Regions from separate parts of the Mus musculus genome. Here region 1 is linked to region 2. A link is a contact called in ENCODE POLR2A ChIA-PET data. All regions are on one chromosome and are shown on one strand. Each heading gives the region's core, a stretch centred on a gene start or an enhancer-like site at or near the end of the contact. The rest is flanking DNA. Distances are from core to core; before and after follow the strand shown.

Evidence for each region. ChIA-PET counts read pairs that join two places held with the same protein, here RNA polymerase II (POLR2A).
Region 1: POLR2A ChIA-PET joins it to region 2 with 41 read pairs in Patski. The contact joins the promoter of Ap5z1 here to the promoter of Foxk1 in region 2. POLR2A ChIA-PET finds 5 or more read pairs at or near these places in 3 of 5 experiments (Patski and embryonic stem cell).

What each region holds. Positions count from the first base shown.
Region 1 is chr5:142,462,677-142,466,407 of GRCm38, forward strand. It overlaps Ap5z1 (adaptor-related protein complex 5, zeta 1 subunit), which reads left to right and starts at 1,255. Exons shown (of 17, transcript NM_172725.2): 1 at 1,255-1,459; 2 at 3,582-3,716. The coding sequence starts at 1,419.
Region 2 is chr5:142,399,375-142,402,840 of GRCm38, forward strand. It overlaps Foxk1 (forkhead box K1), which reads left to right and starts at 2,123. Exons shown (of 9, transcript NM_199068.2): 1 at 2,123-2,667. The coding sequence starts at 2,150.

The DNA of each region.
Region 1 (3,731 bases), core at 5-2,504, 62 kb after region 2:
TATTTGTGTGGAGGCAGAGGACAACCTCAGCTGCTGTTCCTCAAGTGGGGTGTGTGTTCACATGCAGAGGCATAGGCATATGTACACTGGCCACAGGAGACGTGAGCAGATCAGAGGACAGCCTTCAGGTGCCCACCCTCATGGCTACTTACACCTTGTCTGAGACAGATTCTCTTTACCATCTCATAAGCCAGGGCGGCTTATCCTCCAGCCTCAGGAGAGTCTCCTGCCTCCTCCATCTCCTGTAGGTGTGCTGGGATTACAAATCCTTACACTACTGGGCTCAGGTTTTATGTAGCTTCTGAGGACCCAAACTCAGCCTGTCAGGCCTGTGTGTCAATCACTTTCAGGTTCTGAGTCTTCTTTCTTGCCCTACCTCTTCTCTGAGACAGAATCTCTCGTTGGCCTGGGACTTGCCAAGTAAGCTAGGGCCGGCCAGCAACCCTTAGGGATACTCCGATCTCCACTTCCTCAGTGCTGGGACTGCAAGTGTGGGTTTTATTTTTATATGGCCACCCAGGGATGGAACTCAGGTACTCATGTTCACTTTTACCAGCTGAGCCGTTTCTACTTCTGCCCGTTTCTCCCTGAAGCCTTGCTTATTACTAGGCCATGAGCACTAGGTATTGATTGGCAAGAGCCAGAAAGACACGGGTCCAAGTGTCTTTCCCACTGTGACAGCTCCTCAGTCTACTACCAGTTTCCTTTTTCTGTGTGTGCAATAGGCACCCATCTCCCAACCCAAATAGGTGAATAGTGCCAGGGCCTCATCTTAAAACCCAAGACTAGCAAGACATTGGGTATTTCTGCAGCAAAGAGCCTGACAGAATTTATAAAACGTGTCTGCCATACAGCTTTTGCTAAGGATGTTCTTTCTCTGCCACCAAGTCGCGCCCCCAGCCTCTCACTGGGGTAAATCTAGTCACCCTACTGCTAAACTATGTGCCTGCCTAGTCTCTCCAGGTCTAGAGTCTACCACTGGCAGTTCCGGGATCAAAGGAAACTGTTTCGGAGCCAGGAGTTCTGGGTTCCAAGGACCACGGTTCCATGACTCCCTGGCTGCTGACTGACGTGGAGAGAAGCCCAGGAGCTAGGCGGGAACTGGCTTCTGTACTGCAATATTTTGGCCAAGGCCTCCGCCCCGCCCCGCCCACCTGCCGCAGGACCGGAAGCTGGTCTGTCTTTTGCGCGGGGGAGTGGGAGGGATGGCCCTCCCACGTGGTGTGGCACCGGAAGCCGTCAGCTAGCGCTCCAGATTCTCCCACGTGATCCAGCCAGGACGCGGGAGGGTGGTGGCGGGGGTAAGAGGTGGGGCGAAAGAGGGCAGACACAGTCCGGTCACATGACACGTCATGTGACACGATCCCGGAAGTCCGCGGCAACGTTTCGGGCACTGGTGGGCTTGGAGCCGTGTCGGCATGTTCTCGGCGGGCGCGGAAAGTCTGCTGCACCAGGCCAGGTCTGCCGATCTGGGGCTGGGGCCACGGGGCGTGAGACGAAGCCGGGGAGGAGCGGGGAGGCGGTGGTCCCGCTGCACGGTTCGGGTCTCCGTGTGGCGCCGGGTCCGGGGCTCAGGGCGACCTGCGTGGAATGTGAGGCGCACAACTCAGCTAAGGGATCCTCCTCATCGTGTCTGGGTCCATGCTAGTGCTGACCCTGCACTGAGAGTCTAGGTTCTTTCCCAAATAGCCAGCCCAAGACTTGGTGGTACGTGATTCAGCGAAGGAAACGACTACCCGAAGCCCAGACCTGATGCATTTGGTAAACTGAAAATGCAAAGGGACAAATCTGGACTCTGAGCTGGGCCACTCGTGGGGAAAGTTTAGAATGGTTAAGATCTCTGGGATCTCCCAGAGCCTGAAAGAGTTAAAAGTCTGGAGTCTACGAACAAGACAGTACTCCGAAGACAGAGGGACTTAATAGGTAAATGACCTTGCCACCAAGCCTGACTCTCTCGATTCGACCCCCGGGGCTCGGGGAGGAAGAAGAAAATCAACTCCAGCAAGTTGTCTTTGGATCTCCACTCGAGCACCCCAACATGTACATAAATAAATGTAATAAATTAAAAAACAAAGACAGTTTTCTTAAGATCTATTAGGAAAATGGTTGGTGACCCAGCCACACAGTCTCCCCATGGGCCCACAGCCCTCCTTTGCCTTCAGTACTGGGTGGGTACTTTTCATTTTTAAGCAGTAACCTTTTCATGCCAACACAAAAATAACGCTATCCTGTCTCATAGCATCTGTGGTTTATCACTGCCCCAGTTGGGTACAACCCTGGGCCATTTGTATCTCCTTTTGCTCACCCAGCCTGTTCTCTAGGTGCCTCAATAAGACTCTGGGTGGAGGATGCAGGAAACAAAGCAGGCGAGGGTGGTAGGAAAGCTACTGGAGACCTTCCTCGGCCTGGGACATGTGGTACCTGCAGAGACAGTGCAGAACCAAGTTCAAGTACCTGACAGACAGGCTCAAAATGGGGGCAGTTTGCAAACCATCAGCCCTGTCAGGACACCATAGTGGGACTGTCAGCCATGATTTAGGAAGTTGGGGGCTCTCTTCCTCAGCGCCCACAGACAACTGATCCATTTATTTATTTATTTAGAGATGGCTGAGACAGAGTTTTACTGTGTGGCCCCTGAAACTCACTCTGTAGACCAAGCTGGCCTCAGACTCACAGAGATCCACCTGCCTCTGCCTCCCAAGTGCTGGGATTAAAGGCGTGCGCCACCACCACGCTGGGCAATTCCTTCATCATGGCCCTTTATTTTGTGGTGCTGGGAAGGAACCCAGCATGCATGTAGGCAGGCACCCCTTCCACCTCTTTTCCTTCCTTTTAAGCTTGGAATAGAAGCAAGGAAACACATTTCCACACTGAAGCCCGGCTCAGTCCTAGAGTGTTTGTGTTAGGCCAGCGACATCTCAGGCTTTCTTACAGTCTTACAGCCGGGAGTCTTTGCTCTTCAGTGTGGAAGCTTTGCATTGCTCTTCTCCCAAGGCTCAGGGAAGCGGCTTTCAACACGTGTGAGTGCTGCCTTTGAAGTTGAGAGTACTTCCTTATTATGTAAGGCCCTGGGGGTGGGGGGAGCCAGGCAAACACCTTGGGAAGATAAGGAAAGGGGATCAAGAGTTTGAGTCTGGGCTATGTAGTAAGTTCAAGGCCATCCTGGGCTACATTGCAAGACTCTAGGGTAAGAGGAGAGGCAGCTTGGACTAAATATCCCTGACTTTTGAAAGACTCATAAAACCTTTTACTGGCACGGAGAAGCTGAGGCAGGAGGATTGCTGCAAGCTCCAGGCTAGCCTGGGCTACAAAGTGAGGCCCTGTCTCAAAAAGCAAAGCCTTAAAAAACAGTGTTTTCTTTTTGCCACGGGAGCAACAGAACAAAGCTGTACGCCTCACCATTAATGGGTACCACTAGGAAACTGGGGGTGCTGCGTCTCAGTCCCAGGGGAGGAACCTGTCTGTGCCCCAGGTCCTATAAAATCACCCGCAGGCACTGTGAGCCTGGGTGACTGTTCCCTGCCTTCTCTGTCCCCCACTAGGGGCGTGGGTCAGCGCTGTGGTCCCCCTTCCTTCCTTAGGGAAATCCAGGATGAGGAGCTACGGCGTTTCTGCTCCCGGGTCACTAAGCTGCTGCAGGAAGCCCCAGGACCAGCCACCGTGGATGCCCTGCAGAGACTCTTCCTCATCGTCTCAGCCACCAAGTACCCCCGTAGGTGAGTGAGCAGCCC
Region 2 (3,466 bases), core at 873-3,372:
GAATGAGAAGGAACACGGGAGTGGGGCATGGCATGGTGGCTCACATTGTTAATTCTAGCATTTGAACATGGAGCCAGGATTATAAATTCAACCTTAGCTATACAGTAAGTTGGAGGCCAGCCTAGGCTACAAGAGGCCTGATCTCAAACACATCGCACAGACCAAGCCAAAAGAAAACCAATCCTAAATTTAAAAAAAAGCTTCTGCCCCCACCTCTCAAACACACTTATTTAGACAGCACGACACGTGAGAAAATGATTCTCAACCTATGGGTCACGACCTCACAGAGAAATTGTTTATCAGACATCCGGCATATCAGATATTTACACCATAATTCATAAGAGCAGCGACATTACAGTTATGAAGTAGCAATGGAAATCATTTTATGGTGAGAGGTCACCACAACATGAAGAACTGTATTAAAGGGTCTCAGCATGAGAAAGGTTGAAATCCACGGCTCTATCACCGTGATAGGCTTTCCAGTTTGGGTCCAGAATGGATAGGCAGGGAAGTGTGGGATTGTGAGCAGACCAAACCTCCCTTCTAGCCTCCCCCCCCCCCCCGCCCCAGGACACTATGCCCCCCCCCCACACACACACACATGCACTCTGTCAACACGCATCCAGCATGGCCGTGAGCATTGCAATGATCACTGTAGGTCTTTAATTCACGTGTGTATCATCTTTCGACATGAAGCTCACTGAGGGCAAGACCTATGTCTATCTCTATTCTCAATCATTATTTTTAGACATTCTTTTGTGTGTGTATGTTTGCACTTGTGTTTGTGTGTGCACGTGCGCCGGTGCATGCACAGGCGTGAATAACTGTGTGCTCCTTTAGCCCTGTTTTATTCGTGTTTTTGTTTTTGTTTTGAAACAGTGTTTCCACTATGAACGTGGAGCTCACTGATTGGCTAGGCAGGCTGGCCAATGAGCTTCAGGGATCTATCTGTCAACCTTTTACCCAAAGCGCTGGGAAGATCGAAGCTCTCAATGGGTTTTGAAGTCGGTCCCGGGGAATGAACTTTCCTGTCTTGGGGGATGAGTGCCATCAGGCAATTTACCAACTGTGTCAGCTCCTTCAGTCATTATTAAATGTGAGAAATCGAGTGTGTATGTGTGTGCATGCACTCGCGCGCTGCAGGTCCTGGGGGAAGACTTGGGGGAATTAGCATCCCAGTGCAGGACCTTAAATTCTCAAGGGATTCACATGGTGCCAAGTTCACCATTTAAGTGTTTTCAACTACCGTCAATCTTCGGGTGTCCACAGTCCCTAGAAACAGGCAGAACTGTTCGCCTTAAAAGGAGCAAGGGGAACCAGCTGTGGTGGTGCACAGCTGTGACTCCAGCAAGAATTGCGGAGCCTGAGCCGGGTTGGTCGTCAGCTAGAAGCCAATCTGGTCTACATACATAGACCCTGTCTTTAAAAAATGAATTTTTAAATTGATTTTAAAGGGCTAGGCACACACCTTAATAGCTACACTCAGGAAGCTGGAACAGGAAGATCATGAATTTGAGGCCAGCCTGATCTAGGTATTCAAAACCAGGCTAGCCTTGGTATGAGACAGGATCTCAAACAACAAAACAAGAACAATCGAGATGGTTCAGTAAATAAAGGTGCTTGTCACCAAGCTTGTCGACCTCAATGCCATCCTCAGAACCCCACAGGGTAGGAGAGAATAGACTGCTGAGAGCTGTCCTCTCTGACCACACAAACACACGTGCGCGCGCGCGCGCACACACACACGTGGTAAAGAACCACAAGTAAATAAATGAATGAATAAAATGTAATTTGCAACATTATACCAAACCAAAAAAAAAAAAAAAGCAAAGCACAGAAAGAGTAGCTGTGCAGAAACGATCAGTAAGGAGCAGAGACCATTTCAAGCATCCCTGGACTTTAAACTCCAGCCTCAATAGGACACCCCTAAAAACGTGATGAATCCAAGCACCCTTCGGGACTGGAGGAGGGGGCTCTGTGTCTCTCTGCACCCGCCCACCTCGAGTGGAAGCTGCGCGCGCAGCGCGAGGGTCCTGCGGTGTCCCGGCTCCGCTCCAGGCCACGATCCAGCCCGGGTTTCCGCGCGCGCCGCCCCGCCCCGCCCCGCGCCGCCTCGGCCGCCACCGGAGCCGCTCGGAGCTGCGCGAACATGGCCGAAGTCGGCGAGGACAGCGGCGCCCGCGCCCTGCTGGCGCTGCGCTCGGCTCCCTGCAGCCCCGTGCTATGCGCCGCGGCTGCGGCCGCCGCCTTCCCGGCCACTACGTCCCCGCCGCCGCCGGCGCAACCTCCACCCGGGCCGCCCGCGCTGCCCGCCGAGCCCGGCCCCGGGCCGGTGCCCTCCACCGTCGCCACTGCCACCACCACCGCGCCCGCCCTGGTGGCCGCGGCCGCTGCCTCCGTGCGCCAGAGCCCCGGGCCTGCCCTGGCTCGCCTGGAGGGTCGGGAGTTCGAGTTCCTGATGCGACAGCCCAGCGTCACCATCGGCCGCAACTCGTCGCAGGGCTCGGTGGACCTAAGCATGGGCCTGTCGAGCTTCATTTCCCGGCGCCACCTGCAGCTCAGCTTCCAGGAGCCTCACTTCTATCTTCGCTGTCTCGGCAAGAACGGCGTCTTCGTGGACGGGGCCTTCCAGAGGCGCGGAGCGCCCGCCCTGCAGCTACCCCAACAGTGAGTACTGCGCCACCCTCGGGTCACCCCTCTCCGGACCTGGCCTGAACCCCCTGGCCACCCCTGACCTCTACCCCGCCCAGCTTGGCTCCTTGTCACTCTGTGATCTCGACCCTGCTCAACCTGAACCCCCCGCCCCCCGGTCACCCCCTGAACTCGCCTCCGCCTGGTCTGGCACCTGGGTCGAGCCTCAAATTTCTTACCGTTCCCACCGGGTCCCAGCCCTTGGTCACTCCCTCCTCCATCTCGACCCTGCCAGGCCCTAGCCCCTCTAATCTCGACTCTATCCGGCTCTGATTCCCTAGCCATCTCCCAGTCTTGATCCCACCTAGCTCTGACCCCTGGTTACACAGATCTCCATCCCACCCGGCCCAGCTGAGCCTGATCCTTAAGTTACTGGTGATCTCACCCATCACCTGGCTCTGACCCCGTGGTTGTCCTGATCTTAATCACGACCCAACTAACCCTGACTCCCCAGTTAACTCATTGGGCACTGATCCCTGGATGGGCCCGACTCCCATTCAGCCTGAAATCCTGTCACCCTGACCCTGGACAGGCCTGAACACTTGGGTCCATTCTAACCCCTTTCTCTCTCTCTGACTCTGACTCTGACTCTGTCTGTCTGTCTGTCTGTCTGTCTCTCTCTCTCTCTCACACACACACACACACACACACACACTTACACACACACACTTGCACACTCCCCAACCCCATCTGTCTTCCACTCCTCCCATGTTGGAGTTGGCTACCCATGATCTCCAACCCTTTCTGAACCCAGCTTATCCCTAATCCCACCTGG